7 separate regions of the Homo sapiens genome follow, and all the other regions are linked to region 1. The links are chromatin loops, found by intact Hi-C in ENCODE. Cell type or tissue: IMR-90. All regions are shown on one strand.

The links. A loop is a pair of places that touch in the nucleus more often than their neighbours do. Peaks named below come from ENCODE experiments on the same cell type or tissue, not always from the same donor. Only the 100,000 strongest peaks of a DNase experiment are listed, where the experiment ranks them.
Region 2: it touches region 1 in a loop (5-fold over the local background); 13 of 110 quality-filtered maps call a loop at or near these places.
Region 3: a loop joins it to region 1, with 5 times the contacts of the local background. A loop is called at or near these places in 2 of 110 quality-filtered maps.
Region 4: it touches region 1 in a loop (5-fold over the local background); 12 of 110 quality-filtered maps call a loop at or near these places.
Region 5: a loop joins it to region 1, with 8 times the contacts of the local background. A loop is called at or near these places in 12 of 110 quality-filtered maps.
Region 6: it touches region 1 in a loop (5-fold over the local background); 9 of 110 quality-filtered maps call a loop at or near these places.
Region 7: it touches region 1 in a loop (7-fold over the local background); 2 of 110 quality-filtered maps call a loop at or near these places.

What each region holds. Positions count from the first base shown.
Region 1 is chr11:29,327,079-29,331,078 of GRCh38, reverse strand. No RefSeq gene overlaps it. Among named protein-coding and RNA genes, the nearest start is that of LINC02755, 270 kb to the left of the region's middle. In IMR-90, a CTCF peak has its summit at 1,933 (motif pointing right); a DNase peak (open chromatin) is centred at 1,848; H3K27ac peaks cover 3,559 bases.
Region 2 is chr11:27,497,464-27,501,463 of GRCh38, reverse strand. It overlaps LIN7C (lin-7 cell polarity scaffold C), which reads left to right. Exons shown (of 5, transcript NM_018362.4): 4 at 1,896-2,105; 5 at 2,660-4,000. The coding sequence ends at 2,815. Among named protein-coding and RNA genes, the nearest start is that of LIN7C, 7.3 kb to the left of the region's middle. In IMR-90, a CTCF peak has its summit at 2,175 (motif pointing right); a DNase peak (open chromatin) is centred at 2,153.
Region 3 is chr11:28,960,877-28,964,876 of GRCh38, reverse strand. All of the region lies in intron 1 of LINC02742 (long intergenic non-protein coding RNA 2742), which reads right to left. Among named protein-coding and RNA genes, the nearest start is that of LINC02742, 61 kb to the right of the region's middle. In IMR-90, no CTCF peak of the experiment used is centred here; a DNase peak (open chromatin) is centred at 1,526; H3K27ac peaks cover 1,737 bases.
Region 4 is chr11:28,695,836-28,699,835 of GRCh38, reverse strand. No RefSeq gene overlaps it. Among named protein-coding and RNA genes, the nearest start is that of LINC02758, 160 kb to the right of the region's middle. In IMR-90, CTCF peaks have their summits at 1,215 (motif pointing left) and 1,715 (motif pointing right); a DNase peak (open chromatin) is centred at 1,735; H3K27ac peaks cover 335 bases.
Region 5 is chr11:28,527,707-28,531,706 of GRCh38, reverse strand. It overlaps a transcript of METTL15 not described here. Among named protein-coding and RNA genes, the nearest start is that of LINC02758, 9.2 kb to the left of the region's middle. In IMR-90, a CTCF peak has its summit at 1,931 (motif pointing right); DNase peaks (open chromatin) are centred at 1,936 and 2,466; H3K27ac peaks cover 718 bases.
Region 6 is chr11:29,172,050-29,176,049 of GRCh38, reverse strand. No RefSeq gene overlaps it. Among named protein-coding and RNA genes, the nearest start is that of LINC02742, 270 kb to the right of the region's middle. In IMR-90, no CTCF peak of the experiment used is centred here; a DNase peak (open chromatin) is centred at 2,199; H3K27ac peaks cover 3,527 bases.
Region 7 is chr11:29,118,125-29,122,124 of GRCh38, reverse strand. No RefSeq gene overlaps it. Among named protein-coding and RNA genes, the nearest start is that of LINC02742, 220 kb to the right of the region's middle. In IMR-90, no CTCF peak of the experiment used is centred here; DNase peaks (open chromatin) are centred at 1,964 and 2,874; H3K4me3 peaks cover 326 bases; H3K27ac peaks cover 3,431 bases.

The sequences.
Region 1 (4,000 bases):
ATAGAACTTTCCACTTTTCTGTTTTTGAGTAGTAGTTTAGATTCAAGAACTCATTTGGAGATGAAACAAAGAAATATCTAAATTAGGAAAATATTCATAGGGTTACATATTCCCATAGGTAAATTGATAAAAGCCATGACTTAGAACATCTGCAAGTTGGTGAAAATTCCTAACCTGCCTTCTCTCTGCTATATATCAACCATCTTTGAGCTATTGAAGGGGAGAATTCTGAATTAAAGGATATAGTTCAAAAGTGTTACTCAATAAATATTTGTAATTGTTTGTGATAAGTGATACATTAGTTATCAATGCCATTATCTGTTTTGTAATTGTGGAAGGGGTTGGTGGGAAGCATGACGGTGGTCCTGGGAACAGTGACAACAGCCAGGGCAATGGGGACGTGAATGTCATGCTGCTAGAAGTGCTGAAAAATGTAGCTGTGCACAGACGCTCCTCATGGAGTATGGGTGTTTTACACCATTCCCAATATCTCATGGACTGGTATTACAAAACAAATTCTGTAATCAAGAGTTATCTGGAAAAGAACAATGCACACTCTTTTATTCATATTATAACTACACTGCACCGAACCCAGTGGAATATATCAGTGAGGGGCAAACCAATAATTTTGTAGAAAATAGTAATTTGAGGCTGGAATGGAACAATCTGGATGATGAACAGAAACTTCTGAGCATCTGGTGACCATGTAAGAGGGAGCTAAAGAGTCAGCAATGATAGTAATACCCGCTTTGGTTTTCAACATGCTCTATGCTGGCTCCCAGTTTCTGCTGAGGTGGTGCCGGTATCTGCTATGGAAATTTATGAGGAAAGACAGAAGAGGTGCTGTTCTCTCACCTTCACATTAATCAAAGGAGCTCTATTTTTACCTGTCTTATACATTGAGTTTCTATGAAGGATCTCATTTGAAGAACCAGATCTATTCTAAAAAATAAAAGATTACCTGCCATAAAACCCTATTGCTCATTGAGAAGGCCAGAAAGAGTGTTTCGGCTTTGTCTTTGAGTCAGTAAAACAATAAAAGGTGAACATCCATGCCTTAATTTTCCACAGCAATAGCTTACAAAGTGCAGTCCCTCAGCCAACAACAGTATCAGTATCTCCTTGGAAGTTTTTATAAATGCAAATTCTTGAACATTACTCCAGACCTATCTAAAGCAGAAACTCCAATAAAGCCCAGCAATCTGCATTTTAACAGGTTTTTAGTTGATTCTGATGCATGTTCAAGTTTGAGAACAAGTGTCCTAGAGCTTAATTTAGTTTACCAAGTAAAAGAAATGAGGTGGTATGAATAGAAAGTCACTGTCAGTGCAGTAGTGCACTTTCTAAGGAAAACCTCTTCCAAGTATTATATCTTAGCTCCAGTCTAAATCATCATAGAGAGAATTGGTTTTCAGTTTTAGAGAAAGGAAAAAATGCCTCCAGTTCTTCTATTCCTCCAGCCCCATAAATATCAGTCAAAATAAAGCACTAGCTTAACAACTTAAAACCATTGAATAACGCTTTGAAACTCTATCTCGGCCCCAAGCTGCTTATTTGAAAATAGGTGGAGCTAATTAAGAGACAATGGTAAAGTCACTGACATGTTACAATTTGCAGTGGTTAAACGCAGTCTTGTATTTTGTTTCTAACAGATTCATTAAAATAACTGTTGCTCATAAATTCCACTCCAACTAGGTCACCAGGTGATGCACATGTAGGAACAGTGCTAGAAGAAACTGCAGTCACAGGGAATGAGGCAGGATCATAGGTTGTCAGTTTCCTTCCCAGAACCAGGGCATTTGCCATATCAGTTACCTTCCTGAAATCATGACCCATGTGGGTGAGACTATGCTAGATTACACTGGAGTTACATTTGGACTTTTCGTCAATTCTCAACCCTGGCTCTTCTCATTTCAATGATGTTATGCCACTAGATGGCTCCAGAGTGTCTACCTGCACATGAAAGTCCAGAGATTTGAAAATTTGAGTGCACTTTGTAAGCTTTCCGCAGCCATGGTCCTCTGCAATTGAATTCCACTCAACCAGAGGTGATGTCTCATTTTCTCTCCTCCGTCTTTCAAGAGTGATGGTGTCAACAGAAAACATGAATGCCGCAGACCAATAAAGCACGTGTCTTCTCCACATTCCAAACTTTAAAGTCTAGCTTTGAGCAGATGATATATGAATGCTGAAAGTGGGAATAAACATTCTGTTTTATAGCATTTCATAACTTAGGTGGTTGTGGGTTATTAGAAAATGTAACAGAACAAAATGGACCAAAGATTTCCCATGCTCAAGCCTTGCTTAATCAGAGAAGCTAAGAGGTAAGTTATTAAGCCTGACCTGCCTTTTTTATATTCTGTTCTGGTGGTGTTGGTTAGTGTGGAAACTCAATTTTTGTTTGTTTTAGTTTTTCTAAGTGTAAAAGTTGGTTTTTTTTTTTTTTTAAGTTTGTGATATGAACTCAGTTTCTTCTAGGCTTAGCTTTCATTTCTAAATTAATCCAATTTGACGACAGCTTCTAAAATGAGCAATCACGCTTACCAAACTCTCCCATTGTGATAATGAATTGTTTCTGGGATGGATACTTGAAGTAAGTGGAAAGCAACCATAGACTGAAATTACCCATCCAGAGGCCTGAGAGAACATGGATCAGGAGACAAAAAGCCTGAATCCAGAAGGAAGAAGGCTCTAGGGTTGAAAAGGCACCCCGTGTCAAAGTAGGAGCTTCACTTTGGCAAACCAAAGCCATAAAGAATTTGAAGTTTGGGGATACTAATTTTATGAATAAGCAGAGGAATTCAGTCTGCAGAAAGAAGAATGGGATGTGTACAAAGAAAATATCATATGCGAGAAAAAAATTTAGACTCAGAAAGATACACAGTATAGGTATCTGAAAAGCTTCCAGTTCCTACGTGCACTGCTTATACTTCCTTCAACCAAATGCCACATGTGGTTTTCTGAGACTTTACAGCCACTCTTTCCCCAACTTTTTACATTTTCCTTGAGCTGACTGTCAAAGATTCCCGAACAGTCCTTTGTTCTCAATGAACTAAAATTTAGAAAGCATATTTTATTGTGAGTCAACTCAAAATACTAAATTCCTTATAGTTGAGTTTATGAAATAGGGGAAACTGTCTCTGTATCTTTGGTCCCGATAGTTTTTTGGTTCTTTGTCACCACTATCTCCTGACAGAATGATGGTATTGGCCTCTGACCTGGTTCTTTGCTACTCTCCACCCTCCCATAAGAGTAACATTTTTTTTTTTTTTGAGACAAGAGTCTTACTCTGTTGCCCAGGCTGGAGTGCAGTGCCGCGATCTCGGCTCACTGCAAGCTCCGCTTCCCCGGTTCACGCCATTCTCCTGCCTCAGCCTCCCGAGTAGCTGGGACTACAGGCGCCCGCCAACACACCCGGCTAATTTTTTGTATTTTTAGTAGAGACGGGGTTTCGCCATGTTAGCCAGGATGGTCTCGATCTCCTGACCTTGTGATCCACCCACCTCGGCCTCCCAAAGTGCTGGGATTACAGGCGTGAGCCACCGTGCCTGGCCGAAGAGTACAATTTTTAAAACAGAAATCTATTTTTTCCACTCCTTGATTTAAACCATCTTTCCTATAAGAAAAAGTAAAGTAAAAGCCTTACAACGGCTTTCGGGTTTTTGGCCTGGGTCCTGTCCATCTCTCCAATCTCATCTTAGAGTCCTATTTCTTCTCTTCATTCTCTGTGCTCTAGCCACCCTGGCCTTTCAAGTTCTAGGACAGACCATTTTCTTTCCAACTTCAGAATCTTTGAACACACTCTCCCTTTTCTGTTAACTCCTTCGCCCTTCATCTTTTACTTCAAATGCTACTTCCTTAGGAAGAAATTCATAAACCCCTACAATAAAAAGACTTCATTTTAGCACCCTGTTTCCTGCATAACACTTATCTCATTTTGAAGCATTTATTCACATTCACTTGTGTCTTGTCACCTATTCTCCCACCAGACTGCAAAATC
Region 2 (4,000 bases), 1.8 Mb after region 1:
TCTTCATAAATTAGAAGTTTAAAATATGGAGTTATTAAATTCATAATAAACTTACTTTGAAGACTAACATGTATCTTTCAAGCTACACCAAATTTCTCAAGTACTAAGAAATAAGACATTTGTTTCTATTGCCTTTACATAAATGCTGCATGATAAATAGCTTACATAAGCTATTTTATCATGCAGTTTAGATAATGCAATAGAAATGTACTTGCATACAATATGTATCATGCAATATATAATTGTGTTGTATATGTTATATATATGATACTATATAATATTCATTATACAAAATCTAATCAGAATTTTAAGATATGAATTACTATCCTCATCTTATTGATGAGGAAGCATGAGGTGATTTGCCGCAAACCACACAAATAGCATATGATAGAGCTGGGGTACTTCCCCGAGTTGATTTTTGCTTTCTTCTTTACATTATCTGCATTTCTGTGCCATTGTTTTCCTCAAATAATTTAGGTATTGACCTCACTATTCATGATAGGGGGTTTGAACAGGGTAATATCAGCAGTCGGTGACTTAAATTAATCATCAGCAGATAGTTTTTTATGGATAGTTACTGGCTCACAAAAGGAAATGGTGGATTCTTTGTTGAATACAAATACTTAAACATGTGGATATAGTTTATCAGTGTAGAAAAGACCAGAGAAACATGGTTTTAATTGCTGAGTTGTGTGAGTTTGATAGCCTACTGAATTTCTGAGCCTTAATTCCATTATCTGAAAAATGAGGCCTTTTTCAGAGCTTCGAAGATAACGGGTATTCAGTAAATCTTGATTTCTTCAAAGATAACGGGTGTTCAGTAAATCTTGATTTCTTTCCTCCTCCCCATTTTTGTGATCCATCACAAAAAAATGGTACTAGATAATTACCCTTTAAAGCAAAGTGAAACAAAATCTCAACTTTATAATTAGTTTGGATTAGTCTAAAGTTGAGCTTTAAAGAAGATACGGCTCTGTTTCATCTTCTGTGGGGATTTTTAGTTGTGTCTAGTTAACTAAAGCAACAAAACATTCAGATTGGCTATATGTACCTCTCTTTTTCTCAATATTGAGTTATTTCTTGACATCTTAGATATTTAGTATATAGTACAAATAGTACAGAAGCCAAAATGATTACATATAAGGGCAACTCCATGTTGATTATATAGGTAGGTTGTGTCCTGCACAAAGGCTCCTGAAGGAGTTGGGAGATCCAGATCTAAAGCCCAGGGCTGCTAGCATGCTGGGGAAGGGGTTTTCCTCCTTACCATGTACAATATCAGTCTGCCCAGTAAGTCTGCTTGCCAAGCCCTGCGCATACAGGACTGCACAAAAGAGTGGGCACTGAATGGGCTAGGAATGACCTAAAAAATCATAACAAAAAATCGTAACATTTCCTGCATAACTCGAAATTATTCATTTGTCGTCTCTAAAATACCTTCTGTTTAGCTTACCTTCTCAGAATCACCAGTGAATTTGTGAGCATTCAGACGTCAAAAATACGTGCTCAAAAGTAGTTTTTAAAAAGAGACAAAAGAGGCCAGGCGCAGTGGCTCACGCCTGTAATCCCAGCACTTTGGGAGGCCAAGGCGGGCGGATCACGAGGTCAGGAGATCGAGACCATCCTGGCTAATGTGGTGAAACCCCATCTCTACTAAAAAAAAATACAAAAAAATTAGCCGGGCGTGGTGGCAGGCGCCTGTAGTCTCAGCTACTCAGGAGGCTGAGGCAGGAGAATGGCGTGAAGCCAGGAGGTGGAGCTTGCAGTGAGCCAAGATCACGCCACTGCACTCCAGCCTGTGCGACAGAGCGAGACTCCATCTCGGGGGGAAACAAAAGATGAAAGAACTGAAGTAAATAAAAGTCATATTTTTAATATGTAAAACTTTCTTTCAGGCTACTGTTGCTGCATTTGCTGCCAGTGAAGGACATTCTCATCCTCGAGTTGTTGAGCTACCAAAAACAGAAGAGGGCCTTGGATTCAATATTATGGGAGGCAAAGAACAAAACTCTCCAATCTATATATCCCGAATAATTCCAGGTGGAATTGCTGATAGACATGGGGGCCTCAAACGTGGAGATCAACTCCTCTCTGTTAATGGAGTGGTAAGGATGAATTTTATTTCTATTTGTAGTGATCTGTTGTGACCACCTGGGGGCGTATTTGAGTAATAGGAGAAACCTAAGAAACTTGTGGTTTAGAAATGCCTTGAGGGAATCCTAGGCAGTACTATTAATACAGTGATCCTTTTTTTTAAGCACTATAAGTGTATTTTGCAGTGTAAATTAGCAGTGCTTAATGTCATTTTTATGACATAAGCTCTTTATTAAAGGCAATACATTAAATTAGAAGTCTACCCTCATTTTACTCTTATAAAATGCCAATTGCTTGATCTACTGAAATAATAAGGCATATAGATTAATATGCTAATTATTTGGAACTTAAAAGCCAGCTTTTAGACTATAAACAGAATATGATGTAAGAGAGGATTTCATATAGATTAAAATGGTAAGGCAGGATTATTTCTTAGTTTTGTAATGTTGGAATAATATAACATTAAAACTTTTCTTCATTATATATATTGTAAACATTTTTGCATTTTGAGTTACTTTCAAAACTTAGATATTAGTGTATGGTTGGTTGTTTTTTTTTCCCCTAGAGTGTTGAAGGAGAACATCATGAAAAAGCTGTAGAACTGCTGAAAGCCGCACAAGGAAAGGTTAAATTAGTGGTACGATACACACCCAAAGTCTTAGAAGAAATGGAGTCGCGCTTTGAAAAAATGAGATCAGCAAAACGCAGGCAACAGACCTAATACATTTCAAAACTTGATATTTCATTTTGCGTTTTAGCTAGAGAAGTTTTCCTTGTGACTTACTAATGGCTGCAATGCCAATGATTGTAAGAAAACAAACAAATTTATCATGAAATTCTCCTTGTCATTTTATAAATGCCTATTTTAACATCATTTATGGTTCCAGAGATGCATACACTTTTTTCTGACAAGAAAAAGTAAAAGGTGATGAGGGCAATTCTGTCCTACTGTTTTTACAGGCCTTTTTCAAATGCAGATTTTGTCATAAAGTTGTTATAGATTTTTTAAAATGCTTTTTTAATATTAAAATGTACTTTTACATTCTTAATCTTTTTTTAGAAAGGAAAAGTTTTCTTCATTTAGCTGCTGATTTAAAAGTAAAGTTCTCCAATTCTTTTTTTTTGCTTACTCTATTTTTTTTAACCTGTGAAATTTCTTTACAGTTTTCCAAGAAATTAAGCATAACAGTCTCATCTACGGCAGTTCATTACACTGTCAATGTTAACATCATTGCTGCATTTTGTACTTTGAACACACACATAATATATATAACCAGTGGTAAATCATGACTCAGTACAGTGCAAGTTTTTTCACTTTTACTTAAACATAATATATAATGGATATTCATTTATACTGATTTATGAAAGTAAGTTTTTAAACACTGAAACAATCATTGCTAAAATACATATTCTTAATATTTGAGCATTGAGGCAAGAGGATGTAATTGATAGCATTACTTATTACATCCCTATTTATGTTCAACCGTACATCAAATTATAAATGCAAAACAGGTTCAGATTTCATCTTTTGTGATTTCTTTTAAATACTATTCATTTTTATTTAAATGCACAGTATTTCCCCTATATTTTAGTCCTTCCATTCCTAGAGACAAACCAGTTATTTGGTGGTGGGAAGTAGCTGAAGCAAAGAAGGAAAAGTAATACCTTTAACCTCACTAGCTTCAAGAGTAGACATTCTTACTAGCTCAATTTAAATAATTGATTTTAAATAGGAAGAAAAGAGGATATATTTAAGATACATAGAAATTATGATGTGAAGTATTCATGAGAATCTGTAGATTCCATCAAAATAAGTAGGAACTCATACTAAAATTGTTGGATTTAAAGAGGCAACTTTTGTTTATGATTCAAATATGGGAATTTGAGAAATATTTCATTTGTCCAC
Region 3 (4,000 bases), 370 kb after region 1:
GCTAAATATATGACTAGACATAGTTTTATTTGCCTGTGTGTAGTCCAGTGGGGGTATAGGTGCATAAAGAGAAAAATTGTTATGGTATGAAAAATAAAATAAAATTACGCATCAGGTATTATCAGAGAACAGAAGACATACTCCAGACAGAGGTAAAAGAAGAAATTCTAAGCAGAGAAGACAGAGATGCTATTTTATTTTCTCTTTTCCAGACACTGCACTCTGCATCTTGCAAGCATGATCTCATTTAACTTCCAAATAATGTGGTGAGAAAGATGTCACTATTCTTAATTTACAGAGGAGGAACCTGAGGTTTCATAAATAAGTGAATATTGTCATATAAGTAGTAGAGCAAGGATTTGAAACCAGACCCTTTAACTCCAGAGCTCAAATGCTAATATAGTCCAACTTGCTTTATTGTAAGTGCAAGGAACAGAGCAAAATCCTCTAAGCTATGTGTAGAGAAATATATACAGTTTGATATTTCTGGAATATAAATGTGAGGCAGAGGATAGTGAAAATTGAATCCAAAGCATTAGGCAGTGATGAAAGTCACTACTTTCACATTAAGTAACTTAAAATTTGTCATTGAGGCAATAAGGACCCTTTGAAGGTGACCTCCAAGAGGAAGACGAGGACAGATTTGCATATTAGGCTGATTCCTTTGTCAGTCAGGAGGATAATGGCTTTGAGAGACAAAAAAAAAATGAAACTAGTAATATCTGTTTGGTAACTTCAGCAGTATTCAATGACAGTGATTATGAGAGAAGTTGGGGGGAGCAGAGAAGGAAGGAGGAAAATTATACGGGAAATGTTTAGGATATAAAATTGGGGATTTTCAGTGTTTAGATGGGGAAATGTGGAAAATGGAGGAGAAAGATGACAAATGCCACCCTGTTTTCTAACCTCATTGATTAGGAAGATGTCAATGCCATCAATATGATGCAGAAAGAAAAGAGGCAGGACATTGCAGTTTTGGACATACTGAGCTTGAGGAGGAAAGAAGCTGCCCAGCATGCATTACCCAGGTTTAGTTACCATGCCTCTCTATAGCTTCTTACAACTGTAGTCTTCCTCAGTGTAAATGCATAGCCATCACTATCTGCTTTCCTAAAGTATACCAACCACACATTAAAATGCTGATGAGAACATCACCAGGGAATAGCATCAAACTTACAGAAGTGCAATTTTAGTAATGCATGCTCCTTCTGTCAACATCTGCACATTTTCCAATTCCCTGTTTTCTTCACTACATCTCTTCTCCTTAATTATTTCAGAGATTACTGACAATGTTTCTCCATGTCTTCTGCTAGTTCTTACAAGCCCTTGGTCCCAAAATAGTTAACTTATGAACTTGATATTTCCTAATACCCCACAACTTGAGCCTCATTCTCTCCTTAGTGAAATATTCTCTTTTTATGTGTTTAAAGATCATTACCAATGATTAAGAACTGATTCATTTTACTTTCTTTTTTCTCATTTTTAAGCACTATGTCATCTTCCCACAGGCAATCCTACGTTTCTTCACTGTCTCAGTTGAAACATGATTGCAAAACATCTTCTTGTTTGCTTCATGCTAAGAAAATATCAAATTCTTCTAGCTTTGCTTTCTTGACATTGTTTAAGCCCTTCCCATATTTTTAATTGTATTTAACTCCTTCCAACCTTAGATTATTTATTTTTAAAATCTGATCAGTTAAAAACATTCCTTTGCATTAGACTGTGTATATCTATAATGACAAATCAATTTTGTCAAATCTCTAAATAATCTTGAACTAAATTACTTTTTTAAGACTGCCCTCCCCAGAACATATTTTTTAATACTTTATATTTTTATGATGTATTTTCATAAGGATAATATCTTCTAGTAATGTTCAATATTTTCTGCCTTGCTGTATGAATCTTCAATATATCATGACCTTCCTACTAAGAGCTGCCTATCATCAATATTTTTAATCATTTTCTCCTTGATTATCAGAATTACCCCAAGTGGCTAATTTCAATGATTTTTTTTCAAGATAATATTTATCAAACCCTCTGATTTTAGTTGAATGCTACGTTCAGCACATGCTAAAGTTCGCCATTCCTACTACCTCTCACTTCTGCGATGCTGCCTTTGCAATCCTTATTAGGAAAGCTCTGAACATACCACTTCCTGATCAGGCAGACTATAAATCACTTAACAATGCCACCTTTATGTCTTTCTTTTCACCCTGACTCCTGTGAGTATGTGTGTGTGTGCGTTGTGCCATATTACCCTTAGGTGCTCAGATTTCCAATAAGAGGTATGACACTAATACATACTTGAATTGCTGATCATGATCTCTCCCACATTTACGTCTTTTTTTTTTTTTTTTGAGACAGGGACTCATTCTGTCATCCAGGCTGGAGTGCAGTGGCACGGTCTTGGCTCACTGCAACCTCCGCCTCCTGGTTTCAAGTGATTCTTCTGCCTCAGCCTCCCAAGTAGCTGGGATTACAGGTGGCTGCCACCACACCAGACTAATTTTTGTATTTTTAGTAGAGACAGGGTTTGGCCAGGACGGTCTTGAGCTCCTGACCTCAGGTGATCCACCCTCCTCAGCCTCCCAGAGTGCTGAGATTACAGGTGTGAGCCACCATGCTGGCCCCCTGCATTTTACTTCTTTAAGAATATTTTATTTTCTATGATTATATGAGTTTTTGAACCACTCTAGAAAAATCTCCATTTGAAGAAAAACAAGAAGAAAAAAATAACCTACCATGCATTGATTTGAAATGATCCATAATTGTCAAGGCCATTCATGTGAAGTTTTATAATTCTTCCCTGTCACTGGCTTCACTGATCTTTTTTTTTCCCTAAATTTTCTACTTGTCTCCACTCTGAACATGTTATCTGATCTGCAAGCTGTCACATTGATAGCATGTTCTTGTACATGTCTTACTCAACACGTCCTACTCATACCAGGGTTGTGCAAATAGTTCATACAGCCTTGTATTTTAGTTGTTTTATCTTGCCTCTCCAGCAAAGTCTAAATTCTGAAGGGATAGACATCTGATTTTAATTTGAATACCCTTAACAACACCCAGCACATATTCCAGTTATTTTAAAAAAAATAAACAGAATGAAAAAATAAATCTGTAACAATAGCCCTAACATTTCCTATCAAACTACGAAATCAATTGTATGAGCAGTAAAAAAAATAAGAATTTGTTTCATGACAGTCACTCCCTAATTTATGTGCATTAAGTCCAGAAAACAGAATAATTGATTAAAATAACTAAATTAAACTCTAATACTGTTCTTTAAAGCACGATATTAAAGGAGAAATTTCAATGTTTCCTGTATTGAACATCAACACAAATTCAGATAAATGCAATCATGTTAACATTTTTAACATATCAACAGTGATATGGAAAATGGCATGAATCACTTACGTTAGTCAATAATTATAAATAGGAAACTGATTCCTTAAAATGTACTCTTTCAATTTTCTATTTGCATAATTAAAATTATGGAAGAAGCTCATTTGTACAATTTGTTTTCCCATGGTATGTAGTTACCATGACAATGGTTATTGTTTGAGGATGAGCAGGATATTAATATGAGTATTATTCAGTGCAGAATTATCAGAGAATGATCCTACTCAATAATAAGTCAGTGTATCTGAAAAAAAAAAGAGAATGTAACCATTCTGAGCTTTTATTAAATGAGATTTTTAAAATTACCTTTTAGGAAAGATGGAACTTGTTTTTCAAAAAGCACATTATTACTAATTTATTCAAATATCACAACACACCAGCTTAGATCAGGTGATGCACAGGCTCTGTTCCCTATAGAAGGACAATGTTTTCTGTTCATAATTACCTGCTGTGACAGTGTCACAAAAAGAACATTTCAACAGAAACTGCATCACCAAAAAGAAATTCACATTTAGAAAATTATGATTATAGGATTAGGAATGTTTTATTTGTTCTTAAATAACTCAATTCTATAGAATGAAGTATATAATATGTAGCA
Region 4 (4,000 bases), 630 kb after region 1:
GACTAGGGATTCTGCCTTTCACTTCTTTGAATCTCCATGATCAGAAGCTTACACAAAGTGAGGGAAAATTCTCACTAAATATTTGTGCTCTGATTTACACACTGATCTATTCACATATCAGCCAACATATGGAGGCAGATTATGCTCTGAATAGAAATACACAGGTGGTCTACCAGCGATTATGTAACAATGCCCCTAACTCATTTAAAGATCAGATTTTTGGCGACATCATCTGTCTGAAATATAGCCACAGAGCAGAACTTCATGGGGACAGGGCTGAGGGAATAGTTCTCACAAAGGCCACATGCTGTCTGCCACAGGATGAAGTGAAACAAACCTAACGTTACCACAAAGGGCTACAGGGTGTCAGAATTTCAAACATTTTTGTTTAGTATTATGTAACATAAATAAGAATATTGGTTTCCAAGATGCAGAGGTTTAGCATCAGCAAATAAGAGGTGGGAGAGGGGTGATTAGTACTGAAGAAGTGAGAATGGAGAGCTAACAGCTTATCAACAGGAGACAGAAGTAGTAAAACTACTAAACAGGGATATAAGCATCAGTAAAAATCACTCTAAAATCATCACTCAAAACAGAGGGCTTTTAGAATTGGTACAACTAGTTCTGCTCTACTCGGTAATATCTGAGAAGGTTATACCTGTGTACAGCGATTTTTAAAGTGTCTTAGGTCCTTGGAGATATGCTTCCTCTAGATCATTATATAGGTGATAAAAATGAAGATCAGAGGCTGGGCGAGGTGGCTTAAGCCTGTAATCCCAGCACTTTGGGAGGCTGAGGCGGGTGGATCACTTGAGGCCAGGAGTTCGAGACCAGCCTGGCCAACATGGTGAAACCCCATCTCTACTAAAAACACAAAAAAATATCCAGGCGTGGTGGTGCACACCTGTAATCCCAGCTACTTGGGAGGCTGAGGCATGAGAATCGCTTGAACCCAGGAAACAGAGGTTGCCGTGAGTAAAGACTGCACCACTCTGCTCTAGCCTGGACGACAGAGTGACACTTCTTCTCAAAAATAAATCAGTTAATTAATTATAATGAAGGCCAGAGATATAAGGATCTTATCCAACATCATCCTCCTAGTTACTAAGTCTCAATATATTTTGACACAAATATACCACACACTGATATACATGTTAGAGAGACACAAAAATTTAAAAGTGAAGTGCCATCTTTGCCCTCTAGGGGCTCAGGTTTGTTCACTGTGTATTTATACTCCTATACAATGCTCTGGCCAAGAGTTCAGTTTCATCATGGAGGAAGTGATGGTGCGGCGAGGAAAAAGCTACGAAGAAAAGGAAAGGGATCACAAAGCCATCAACAATCTGAATTCATGCAAAACCAATGTAATCAACAACTGTAGCATTTCACTAACACAGGTTAGTAATTCTCATTTAAAAGAAGATCAGGTTATTGGTGTTAATATATTTCATGTGTATATAGAGACCTATTGCTCCACACAAGATCATTAGGTTTTTTTCAGTGCACACAAACCACATCTTTAATAATCCACTTTGAGATTTTGCTGGGAATTAATGTGACATTATTTAATGTATACTTTCTAGAATACATTTCTCTTTCTGTAGCGAGAACTAAAACAAAATTTGAATGTGAGGGATTAATGCATACAACAAAGGGTTAAGGAGGGCACACCTCCCCTCCCCCAGTTCAAGTAGAGAGGTACTGTCACCAGATGCCAGCAGGGGGCAGCAAATAGCAGTTGAGGCTGGGAATTTAGGGAATTCGGTCTTGAATGAAGGACTGGGTAGAAATTTGGGGTACCCAGAACACTGTAGCTATTTTATTGCAGAGAGTGAGATGGAAAAAAAATAAGAAAATAAAAACTTAGAGTTTAGGGATGGGTCTCAAAGTAATAACTTTTTAGTGGCAAAATTATAACGTTTAAATTATATTTATCACACTTTATTTAAGAAGGTAGAAAAGTGTGCCCAGCATTTTAGGAACATTTTCACTAACAGCAGTTAAACTTTGTATAAAAGTTACTGAGTGACAAGTGGAACTTCCTGTAATCTAGAAAACTCACTTTTCTGGAATACACCTATTTAAGTGAGGTTTCACTGAACTATGGCTCTATAGGTTTGTAGACAAGTGTGTGTGTGCCTATGTGGTAATGGGAGGGGGAGCGATGTAGAAAGAGAGAGAAAGGGAAAAATGAAGAGATACAGAGTTACAGATGACAGAGAGAGAAAGAGAGAGAAAGGTGATGGGGTCAGGGAAGAGTGGGAGGAAGAAATCCTTTTGGGAATAACATCAAGTAAAAGAGATTATTCACCCCAAGCCTATTTTCCAAGTTTTCCCATAGTCTCCTTAAAAATAAGTCCTTCTCAAACTAAAGATATCCACACTTCCTCTGAACTCTAAGGTGAATTTCTTTTAAAAAAAAATTTATGGGACTTCATTCAGCTCCTTTCTCGGCTACATCAAGATGAATTTTAAAAAAATTTCCATTCTATAAAAAAAGCCTGCAATGATTTTTCTTTCCACTCTCCGAACTTAACAAATAGTCAAGGCTGAAAAGTTCAAGGCTAGCAGGATCTTAGCTCTCCTTGAAGAAGGAAAACCACATCAAATATTAAGAAAACAATGGTTACGTATTTTTAAAATTATTAATGTTCAAAATTCTAGATCTCCACAAAGGTAGAACACTTCCTTCCTGGTGTTGTTGAGGACCTTCTGTAAAGTCAGTTCTGCTGAGATGTTCCATGGTTAGGGTGTCAGCTATTCCAGTAAAGTGCTACTAAAAGAAAAGGACAGAGATACTAAAAAAAAATAATTTTAGGAAGGGCTGTCAATTGTGGATTTGCTGTGATAAATTGCCTTCATTTGGTTTCCTGAAATTATGAAAGCAGAAACATCTTGGTCATTAAAGATTTAGGGAGTTGTGGGAAAGGATCAGAGGTGAAAGGGAATTTGAAGTTGTTCAAAATAAATCCCCAACCTGCCCTTTCTGTTTTATCTCCTACCACTTGCCTGTGCACTCTACATCCTAACCACATTCCTCTTTCTTCCCACACTGTCACAAACCTTCCTCCCCTCTGGTTTTGCTCTTGTACCAGTATCTAATGCTGCCTCCCCCAACAGACTCCCAGGGCTCTCTCCAGAAAACCTTGGAAATTCCTATTCATGTTTCAAGAGCTAGTCTAAATGTCACTTTTTCTGGAAGAATTCCTTGATTTTATCGAGGCAGAAATAACCACAGAACTCTAAACAAACCTCTATTATTTTACCTAAAATAGGTTATTACAGTTATCTGGATATGTTGTCTCCCTGGTTAACTGTGACCAGCTTGATGTCAGGGATTTTGTCCCACAAATCTCTGTATCATCAGTATTGTAACCTGTGGTGTGGCATACAGTAGGTACTTCACAACTTTTAAAATTACCCTGTTAATTCCTTAGTCTAAGTGTATAACCATGCAAATTCTATCAACCAACAATTCTCAACCATATTGGTAAGATTGTATATTATTAATATAATAGGAATTAATACTCAGTATTTTAAGCAGATGTCATTGCATCTCTTGAGCAGCTGGATGGCTTCTCAGAAGACTCTGGTGATCTTGAAAAGTAGATGATCATATTCTATTATGTAGAAGACTGAGGTGACCATATCCAGCCAAGATAGAAAACTTTGCCATATGTGAGGAGCATCACTAGAGAAGGAGGGTGGAATAAAGATGACCTTGAATCTATACCCATCTGATAGAGGAAGCTCTTGTGTTCCTCTGCATTGCCCTCTCCCTGGGGGAATTGTCTATTTCCTTTTCCTTGCTTTACTTTCCTCTCTTTATGCCTTCAATACTTCACAACACTTGCCAGTTTGCCAATCTGTCTCCCCTCCTCGACTTAATCTAGCACATATTAAGGGCTCCAAGAATGATTGATGAAGGTCTAGATTCATGACTAGAGAAAAATCTGAGGAGACAGCACCCTCTGTATTTTCTTCCCAGCCAGGAATCTAG
Region 5 (4,000 bases), 800 kb after region 1:
TGAAATATTACTACTACCATTTTTCAAGTGTTCACAATATGTCATGTATTTTAATAAGCATTTAATCAATACCATCTAACTTAGTGTACTCAACTTTACGGTGAGGTAGGCATTATTATTTTCAGAAAAGGAAACAGGATCGGAGAGATTCAGTGACTTGCTGAAAGTCACACAGAAAGTATCTGAAGCAATATTCAAATAAAGATATTCCTGATTCACAAATCTGTTCTCCTTTCACTGTCCTAAACTTCTGATTTTCACATGGCTCAGTGGTTTGGAGTGGTCTTGAATATACTAAACCTAGGCACGTGAGTTCCTTAAGTTCAAGGATATGAGGATGATTGGCAGAAATTAGAGCTATCAAGGATTTTATCAACATTGGTTGAACTAATAAAAGCATGATACAAGGAAAAGATAGTGTAGAAAATATAATCAGACTCTCCTCTTGTTTTCTAGGTCCATGGGAGCTGGGATGGATGGTGGTTTTTGTCATCATTTTAGAGTATAGCAGTGATAGCATCAGATTATATAGTAATCAATTGCTTTATAAAATCAGAAATTTCTTGAAGAGATAGCTTCAGATAATCCTTTTCTGCTTGAAGCAAACACCACAGTTGAATGAAAAGTACAAATGCAGTTAGAAAGCAGCAATTTCAGTTGTGAATTTGCCATTTAGTATGTAAAACAGGGAAATAAATAAACAGCTAAAAAAAAACTAGAATTATAGGACTAGTTCTATAAGTTGCTTAAACCCCCTTAGACTTCATATTCCTTCCCTGTCAAGAAGTAGTACAGATATCTATTTTATCTACTTTACAGAGTTTTTAAGAGAGACATATTAAGTTTTGAAACATTGTAGATAGACTGTATTAAACAATTTTTGCTAGAAATAATTTCTTCAGTTGGGGCCTATTTTTAAAATAACTTTTGAGTTTTTCTTTCATTATTACAAAAATAATATATCTTCATGGTCCAAACTATGAAAATTACAGAAAAAAAAATTCTAAATCTCTTATTTAGTGGCATTCTAGAGCTGCCCTGTAGCAGTTTCTGAAAGTCAATTGTGCGCATGTCTTTAGAATGGTATGTTCAGTGACGTTATGTTGGTAGCTTTAAATCAACCATGATGATATTATTTACACCATGGAAATTGGCAGATATTACCAAGCAGGGCTTTCTTTTTTGGAAACAGTTGTTATACATTTATCAGCACACCGCTGCCCATAATTCTAGAGCTTTGCCAATTTGGTAATTTAAATCAGATTGCTATCCTTTTAGTAAGTCAAAAATTGAAGGAGATTTAAAATAACCAGATACTCTGCATTCAGCCTTTAATGTGTTATTCTCCAACAGAGAAGATAGAGTCTGAATAAATGGGAAAACATGCTTTATAAGCCTTTACTGCAAAGGCCTGCATTGTTTTATGTCTTTTGCATTATTTAGGCATGTAATAGGTTATACAACCTTTGTGGTTTCTCTCTCTCTGTCTCTCTCTTTAAGAATTTTAACCACCAAATGCCAACAGGCATAGATCTTTAGAGGCTTTGCCTGTGCTTATGTTGTTTCATTAATGTCTCCTTCTTAATGATAGCATTTCTAATCTTTGCATAGATGGCCAAGAAGTAGAGTTATTGGCCTTCCCCTTAGACATTTGAGTTCCTCTTCAGCTTCCCAATTATGTATAGCTCCAAGACTCTACTTTGGTAGCAAATAGGACCAGGAGTACCCACCCCAGCTTGCCTTTTATCCCCATATTTTATGGAGCTATTTTCTGCTGTCACAACCCTTGAACATCAGAAACTAATTTTTTATGGATTTCAGAAGTTCAATGAGGACATTTGAAACATAAGATTTATTTTCTACATACTTACCCATGTTCAGTCAATATACACAAAAATTTAAATGACATTTTGTCCACCAGAGGGCACTCATATTGTTCCAAGTATAGAGCTAAGGATTATGGCAATTGGAGGAGTTGGAGAAATGAAAGAACCCCCAGGACTAATCAAGTCTTCACTAAACGCCAAACAGAGCAATACAAATCAATTTTTTATTTCATTTTATTTCCACTCCTCCCATATTCCTACCCCCGCCCCCCACCCCCTGCTATGTACACCAAAATAATCTGGACAAGTGTATTCCTCAATTCACGAAAGAAGTAGGGGGAAAAGGGAGAGATCAGGGTGAATTTCTGCGTTCCACATTTTCAAGTACCAGCTTTGCAAAAGGGCATATTTTTTCTTTAAAAAGTGGGTGTATGGAGAGTATGGAAGAATAACAAGAAATTGATTTTCATAAAGTTACATCCTTTGTGCTTTAAAATGATACATCTCAAGTTGTTTTCCAGTATGAAGCTGATGAACTGCATGCTTCAGATGACAGAGCTTCTGCCCTTCTCTTGGAACTTGACACTTCTTAAGCACTAGAAAAACCAGAGGCTGACACAAGGCTGCGGTCTAGTGTGTTGACAGCCTCAGCCACAAGTTATTCTGACTTCTCACAAAAGCAAAATAAACTTGTGATTTCTGAGACATGTCGTATACCTCATTAGTGGTTTCAACTAAGTGCTGTTTATTGATCTTAAAGTCTTTCTCTTCTCAACGTAAGCAGATTTCCACCTATGTCTTCATCCTTCCTGAACATTTTAGGATTATGAACCCACTCCATTCATGGACCCTAGAAATTGCTAAATTTAAGCCATTACACCTGAGGTAAGGATTCTACCTCATTCCAGTTATATTACTATTACATGTCAAACATTTGCCTCATGCCATTTTGTTTCTCTACAGGGCCATTTTTGTTCATAAATTTCAAAATTAGACAGATTAAAAGATGCATTACAATATTTCTGCTTCAGAATGGCTCACCAATTAAAAGTCTCAGCATTTCCTCTATTTTAAAGAGTGCTCAGTTAAGCCAACATAGAATGATCTGAAATCTAGCTTTCAATATTTAGTATCTATGCGATACAAACACACATACCACAAATAAGGAAAAAATAAGGTTTTTGTCCATTTGGAAAATCGTGGCAAAGTAATTATCAGAGAATGACTAATAAACATTCATAAGCCTGATCTTTACAACATGGCCCAAAGTGCCAGGTACTGTAAAGCTTTGAAAAAATTGGACCGTTGGCACTGCAAAGACCAAAAGCAAAATTGGCCTGCCTTCCCCAATTCACATCTGGGTTCAGTTTGTTCTCAGTAAGAAGAGCTTAACCAATCACGCTGACTTAGTCTCGGTTCAGATGGGAAAGCAGCAATGTTATATGAAAGGAGTAGGAAGAGGTGACTGTTCCTTTAAGTCCTCCCCTGAGGGAGAAATGCTGTTTTATTATGTTTGGACAGTCCTTACATAATTGCTTAGTATTAGGGAATCAGCTGGTTCGTTGCTGAGTGGTGCCTATTGGGCTTAGATAGTCCCTTTTTGAAGTATGCAGTTTACTGGTCAGAAGCCTTCAAAAATAAAGTACATTATTACAAGGGCTTTGCACTGGGTAAGATTAAGCTGAAAAGAATTAACTTTCTTTCCAATACATGAGAAAAGATGCAGAAAGAATTTCATAACTCAGGTTTAACATGGGAAATATAGTTGATATAAAAGTTATTATATAATATAGGCAGAGAATGGGAAATAGGTACAAAATTAAGAAAAATGTAAAATAATCATGATTTACACTGAGTCATTTTTTTACAAATTCTTCCCATGCATGCCACAGTTGGCAATTACTTTGAGAGTCAGAATTTTTATGGGTATATCACCTTCAAGTTTGAAAATATTTATTCCAGACAAGGAATTATGAAATAATGCCAGACCTGGAATTATCATAAGACAAAGTGTCACTTCACTGATGAGATAAAAACGCTAAGAAGGTCTCTATTAAATAACAGTAATGTTAGTAAGAAAAATGGTAGCATATTTCCTATCTGTTGCCTTGTTTTTAATCCTCTCAGTCCTAGTTAGCACCTACTTCTTTTGTCAGATCTTCGTTCAATTATCA
Region 6 (4,000 bases), 160 kb after region 1:
TAGTTCTAACAAGGAACTTCTAGTTAAAGGATGGGTTCCATATACTAAGGAATCCAGGTCCGAAGCAAATCAGCAAAACAGGTTCATACGGGTAAAAACCATGGAACAAGACCATTTATAAGTATTGAAGTATGGCTTAGAGCTCAGAAGTGAGGTGATATCCCAACTTTCATATTTGAGTAGAAGATTTGCTCTAGATAAAGATAACTGATGCAGAATTGTCATTACTACTGCTGTTCAGGAATTAGGTTTACTCTTTCCAAAATCCCTAAGAGAGTTGCCATCCATCTCCACTTGACTGATGAAAAAGCCATAACTCAGTATGGACAAGTAAATTACTCAAAACAAAGCAAGCAGTGAGTTCCAAGTCTGATAGCCAAACTCAAATTTATCTGAGTTTAAAAGAATGGACTGAACCAAGGTACACTGTACTACTGACGAAAAATAAATAAAAAGTAAAAAACAAAAACTTCGGCTTCAGTTGAGATTGGTTCTGACAACAGATGGCAAGTTTAAAGCTGCATCTTATGATCAAACAGCTCTTGCTGTGGGAAACCTGATCCTAAAAGCCTGATATGGACGACAGTTTGTTGTCTAACACAAAGGGCTTTAAAATCAAGCAGCAACATCTTCTTGTTCAGACCATCAGTAGTAGTTTTCATAATTTCCTCTCTGTGACCATTGTTAAGGACCTCTGGAATCTCATGGAATCTATTGGAATTGTATTTGTATATTCTGTAGTTTGTACTATCATCATGGTCACTGTATTTCTCACCACAATATTTCATAAAGGAATTGTCCTGACTTAATGTTTAGGGAAGATTTAATGATTGGTATCATCCACTAGATTGCTTCCTTTTCAACATATTATAAATTGTTTGTTGATATCTGTATTGTCAAGGGCGTATTGTAGTTAGTGTTGCTGGGGTTTCTATGCCTTATTTGGAGTATCACTAGAAATATTTCCCTCCCCATCTCACTGTAATTAATATTACATGGCATATTTGGCTCTTCTGTATACATTCAGATGCATGTGCAGATGTCCAGAGGGAAAAGGCTCTTCTCATTGTTCCACTAGGAAATGTCAGAGAGGTGCTCAGTTCCCTTATAGATTCGAAAAGGAGTTTAAGTAGGCTTCATTCTATGAAGTCTGGGGACAGGAGAGGTCTAAAGGGAAAGAAACAGCCTTTCTTACCTCTTCTTCATAATTCTTTTTTAAAAAAACTGTGGGATTATGGAAGAGATAGTTGGGTTGAAAACCAAAACCTCACACTTGTTAAGCAGAAAACTTTTGATAAATATTAAGAATAAATTATCTGCAAATATTATGTAACAATACTTCTGTTCCATGGGAATATTCATTTGCTATATTTACTCTTCTATTTTCTGTCTCTCTTTTTTCAGATGTGTAATTCTCAGTCTACCTGACATGTCCTTGAAGAAGTCCCAAGAAAATAAAATTATTGTAATTTAAATAAGCCCCACCATAAAGAACCTTTCCTTCAACAGCTCTCCCAAACTCTTGCTATCCTTCTGGTAGCCTGAAAGACTTAAACACATATAACAAAACACTTAACTTTCCATCTCAGGGGAATACCTACATAATGGAGAATCTATTTGAACAGGCCAACTGAAGAGCAATTAAAATAAAAACATAAAAAACCTACTTTCTAAATGGTATATGAATGGAGGTAAGATGGTACTTCCCAGCAAATGAATAATTTTACAGAGTAATTGAGTCCTTGTTTATTTCTTTTAGGAAAATATGTTTTCTGCATTTAAAAACATATTGAAGATAGCTGTCCTCAGTGGTATCCAGCATTAGCAGTTAAACAATTTACAGGAGATAAATTTTCTACTTTGACTGCATAGAATAGTAAATTAGTGAAGACCTCTTGAAATTATTGAGACTGTCATACAGTTAGAAATTCACTGAATGCTATTTATGTGTCTTTGTAGCTTGAAAATTTAATGAGGCTGAAATCTGAAGAATAAAAATATTTCCACTACAAAAATGAAAAAAGTGTTTGAATGAAATCTAGTTTCATTGCATGCCTAAGATCTCAAGACCCAAACAACATTTTTCTTCCATAAGATCACATGGAGTGAAAATGAGTCAACATTCAATAGGATCTTTGTTTAAAAGACATCAAAGGAATGCTGACAATCTCACCATTTCACTCCTCTTCTTATCATCTGTGTAGACATAATATGCTCGATTTTCAGGAAGCCTAGAGCATCTTATACATTTTTGGTACTCCTTATGGAATGTGGATTGTGTAGTTATTGGCCCTGAATGTATAAACTATGAATTAAGTGTCACTTGAATGGAAAATTATTTGAAGAAAGTACACCATGATTCACTTCTAATGAATGCTTTTATATGTCTCTGCAAATGTATTCACCCAAAGAAGTTTTCATAGAAGCAGGCCAAGAAACTATTCTTTCTTGTGATATTTTATCTAGCAATTTTTAAAGTAAAATAATTCCCTAAAGCTAAGAAGTTTTCTTTTATTATCAAATAGCACACATAGAAATTTCCTGTGTCTGGTTAAAATCTTACCAGATAACCAATTGAAATTAAAATATTTTCTAACCCACAAAAGCATATATTCCACAAAGACTGAGAACACTTGATAGATACACAAAAACATGAACTAAATGCTTTGATAGTCAACCTACCAGAGGCAACTAATACAGACCTTACATCCTTTTAAAAAGTGAATGTTACCCAATATTTATACGAGTAAACTTTTGCACTCTGACTTCTTGGGGTTTTGTTTTGGTTCAAATTTTCTGTGTTTTCTTATAAAGACCTATGGAACTTTAGTCTTTATAATAAAAACTAAAAAAAAAAAAACACCAAATAAAAATAACTGCACATCCTTGATTCTTAGTATCTGGGACTCAGTTCAGTTGGCTGATGATTATGTGTTTGATAAAGACTTATGAATCTTGTGTATAATAAAAATAATTTAAAAAACAACAAAAATAATCTGCAAATGTGTGGTTTCTAGTATTTAAGACTCAGTTCACTGTTCTTCGCTGATCATTATGTAACATTATCAGAGACAGATTTTTGTGCTGTGCCCGATTGCAGAAGACCTTCCCTGCTAATTAGAAAAGTGAGGTCTAATCCAAAAGACAAAGATCCAGTAGCAAATATTGTCCAAAGGGTGATAAAATCATCCTTGTTTTACGGAGTAAAAATTTGTGACAATTTAGAAAACTGAATTGCACCCAGAGCATTTGGTTGTAGTTGCAGTTTTTCAAGTGATAGATGATGAGGGATGGGATTTAACACATTGGCCATTGAGATAGATATGGGAAATGGATCTTAAAAAATCTCTAGATATAACTGATACTCTATATATGGTTTAAATAGAAAGAATGGGATATAGAGGGGGTTAGTATAAAAAATGACATCAAATGCCCTGGCTGCGGAAGCAGAGCCAATGATTTTAAGAGAACAAGGGAGGTAGAGAAAGATTAGAAGGAGATGAGAAGTTCTGTTTTAGAAGTGCCCAATTTCAGGTACCTATAATTAAAGATGGTTACATCAAACAGGCTATTAGAGCTCTAAATTGTGTAAAAGAAAGTCTGGACTATAGTAAGAACTATTTCATTTCTCTTTTCCCGATTTTTCCCTTTGAAAGTTTATAGGACAACTTTAGGAGATGACTCCAATATCCGTGGAACTGAAGGTGAACTTAGGGCTGCAGTGGCTCTAATGATGCCTTATGGTCACTATTATTCCTTTAATTAGACTAATTGAAGGTTACACATTCAAGTCCGTCTTGCTCTGTCCTTCCTTTGGATTTAAAAAGCTTTGAATGCTCTCTGATCATATATCCTCTACCAATATTGAAAGACAGGTGCACCTTAACTGTAGAGGCCAAAGAAAGATTTGAATATCCTATTACCTTGAGTCCCAAAAATGCAGCTACTTCCTTTTATACCATTATTTTCAAAGCCTGAAATTGAAAATGCTTTAATTTCA
Region 7 (4,000 bases), 210 kb after region 1:
TCTCATCACAAAAGTACAATTAAGGTCCCTGCTGGGAAAACCTCAGTCTAGATGAGATAATGTGGTGCCCATTCTCTCCTTTTTATAGCCACTGCAACAGTCTACTTTAAATGCTGTTGAATAAGTGAAATTATTATGTGTATAAAGTCACTAACCCATAGCAAGCATCAAAAATGCCTTCTCTGCTGGCATGGATATTAGACTGTAGATCTGATGGCAAGGATCTTAAACTTTAGCTGCAAACATCTGAAACTTCAGCAATTTATTAAATGTTCATGCTACTGTGCAAGTTAATTATTATTATTTTCATTGTACAGATGTTGGAATTTAGGCACAGAGAGGTTAAAAACATTCTGCCTGGTCTCAAAGCTAGTAAGCAATTGACCAAGAATTCAAGTTAGGGTCTATCCAGCACAAATGTCACCACCTCTTGCTTAATTGTAAAGCTCCATCTTTAAGTTAAGAAGGTGATATAATTAAACTTTCAAAACAGGTACCATTGGGTAGAAGAAAACACTTGTGTTGCCAAGGGTTTAGAGACTCAGTGTCTCCCCTTATCATGGTCCCATGGTTCAACCTCTAAGTCGGAATGGAACTAGGATCTTTCTCTTGATTTTAGAGCAGGTTTTCTCAACTTCCACACGATTGACTTTCAGATGGATAATTCGTTGTTGTGAGAGGGCTGTCCTGTGCATTGTAGAAAGCTTAAAAGCAATCCTGTATGTCTAAGGAATATTTGTACTCTCAAGTTTATTGCAGCATTATTTATAATTCTCAAGATGTGGAATTAATCTAAGTGCCCATCAACCATGAATAGATGAAAAAAATGATATATATATATATATATATCACATTTATATATATACACACACACAATGAAATAATATGCAGTCTTAAAAAATAAGGAAATCCTGTCATTTGTGACAACATGGATGAAAATGTAGGACATTATGCTAAGTGAAATAAGCCAAGGACAGCAAAACAAGTATTGCCTTATCTCACATTTCTGCAATCTAGAGTTGAAACTCGTAGAAGCAGAGAGTAGAATGATGGTTACCAGGGGCTGGGGGTCAGGAGTGGAGGTTGGGGGTTGGGGAGATGTTGGTAAAAGGATACGAAATTCTAGTTAGAAAGGAGGATCGGTTCAGAAGATCTATTGTACAACATGGTGACTATGGTTAATAACAATGCATTATATACTTCAAAATTGCCAAAAGAGTGGATTTTAAATGTTCTCGCTACACAAAAATAATAAGTGTGTGAGGTAGTAGATATGTTCCTTAGCTCGACTTAGCCATTCCAAAATGTATACATACATCAAAACATCATGTTGTATACCATAAATATATATAATTCTTATAAATATATAGAGATAACTAAATAAATTTAAAAAGCATCCCTGGCCTCTATCTATTAGGTGTAAGTAGTACCCAACCAGCACCCACTTTACTTGTTACCATTAGTGACAAATAAAAATGTTTACAGACTTTGCCAAGTGCCCCTTAGGGTTCCTTGGTTGAGAATCACTGGTTTAGATATACAGCCTTCTCATTCTTAGCATTAGTATACAGCCTGAGTTCCTGTGTTTATGACTCCTCTTCCTGGAAACTGCATTTGCTTGTCTTCCAAACCCTCATTTACACCATTTCTGCCCCATCCAGTCATCCAATTCACCCTGCCTTAGAACGACCCCACTGCACGGGCTCCGCCAAAGGATCCAAACCCCTTCTCTGAGCTGATATCCGAAACCTGTCCCTGATCTGGAGACCGAGGCAGTGAAAAGCCAGCTTCTGTGATTGTGTATCATTTGGGTAGAAAAAGTCCTCATAAATCACCGGATTGTTTTGTGGGCCTTCGAGGGTGCTACTGGGAATGGCAGGGAGTGTGACTCATTCTGCTGTACTGCAGTAATATTAAAGAAAATAAATAACGGAACTGAGAAGGCATTAAGTGAGGAAATGAGGCACGGATGCGTGAGGCAGAGGTGATCCTACTGCACTGCATGTACGTGGATATTACCCAATTACTTGGGAAGCAGAACTTAGGAAGAGAACTGTGGAATCAGTTTTCTGAATGAACTGCAGAGTATACACTCAGATTGTACTGAATTCCCCAGGCAAGACTTTTCCTCTGAGCTCCCTTTCTGAATAATAAGGAAGTACATGCAATTGGGTTGTCATGGTTTGTTCTCTGTCTTAAGTACTACTGGTAATAATCATGCCTTATGTTTGTTCAGTGTTTCCTGGTTTACAGAACACATTCCCATATATTATGTCATTTCACTAACAAAGCAATCCTCTAGACAGGAGGAATCCAGCCAGGAGGAAAACAGTGTTCTAGAAGGGGTGTTTTGACAGGTTTGAGACAGCAGAGCATACTTGTGAGAGCACAGGATCTGGAATCTGAAGATTTGGGTAAGAATAACAGCTCAAAACAGCTCTGGTATCTTGACCATTAAACTGTCAAACTTTAGTGTTTCTTCTGTGGAGATAATAGCACTGCTACGAGGTATTCAATGAAATCAGACCTATAAATACTGAATACTGTACCCACCTCACCCTAGGAAACAGGCTCTTAAAAACAGTGGTGGAAGCAATCTTTAACTCAGGATAATCTGTAGATTACAAAAGTATAATAGCATATTTTATTGCATAGTAGTCAAGTATAAATGAAGACTTTAGAGTCAGGTGACCAGGGTTTGAATCTCAGCTCTGCTTCTTGTAACTGTGTCACTTGAAACAAGTTTCTCAGCCTCCCTGTGTCTTGGTTTCCTTATCCATAAAATAGGTGCTTTGGAGATTAAACAGGCTATTATATAAAAAGTTTTTATAACTGCAGTGTTTCTCTGCTTTGAGTCATCTATATAACAGTCATCCCGTATCCACAGGGGATATGTTGCAAGACCCCCCTGGATGCCTGAAACTGCAGATAGTAATAAGCCTATATATACCATATTTTTAAATGCATACATACCTATGATAAAGTTTAATTTATAAATTAGGCACAATGAGAGTTTAACAACAATAGCTAATAAAAAGAACAATTATAACAACATACTATAATAAAAGTTATGTGAAAATCAATACCTCTCTCTCTCTCTCAACCCAAATATCTTATTGTACTTATTTTTGGACCATGGTTGACCATGGGTAACTAAAACCAAGACAGTAAAACTGCTGATAAAGGGGGAGTACTGTACTTGGTAACTGTGATTACTCAGAGTTGACTTTAAGTACAGCATTATTCAAGGTGAACAACACTGGATTCTGTGACAGATGAAGTCCCAAATATAGTGGCTTCACACACTCATCTCTTTTCCTCCCTCTCTTCTTCCCTTCGTCCCTCCTTCCCTCCTTCCCTCCCTTCCTTCCCTTCCTTCCTTCCTTCCTTCCTTCCTTCCTTCCTCCTTCCATCCTTCCTTCCTTCTTTCCTTCCTTCCTTCTTTTTGACAGGCTCTCACTCACTCAGGCTGGAGTGCAGTGGCATGATCATGGGTCACTGCAGCCTCGACCTGCTGGACTCAAGCAATTCTCCCACCTCAGCCTCCCAAAGTGCTGGGATTACAGGTGTGAGCCACTGAGTCCAGCCACAATCCTATTTCTTGCTCATGTCATATTCCAAGGCAGGTTGTTGGTGTGTGTGTGTGTGTGTGTGTTGGGGTTTACTCCATGCAGAAACTCAGAGACCAAAACTCCTGCTCCTAGCATGCTATGTCTCTACCCTCCCCTAGGTCCTCAGATTTATCTCTTTGACAGATGAGGAAACCATGATTGGGTATGGGGATTCCCAAGGGTCAAGCCTAGAAGTTGAATATATTGCTTTTGTTCTCATTCCACTGTCCAGAACACAATCATATGGCCACAATTCACTCATGAGATCCTGAGAAATATAGTCTGACCATGTGCTCAACAAAAGGAGAGTTCATATATTAGAGAAAGCTATCAATCTAGCAAGTCTTGAGTTCAGGGAGTCTGTGCTTCCCAACAGCAGGCCTTGTAAA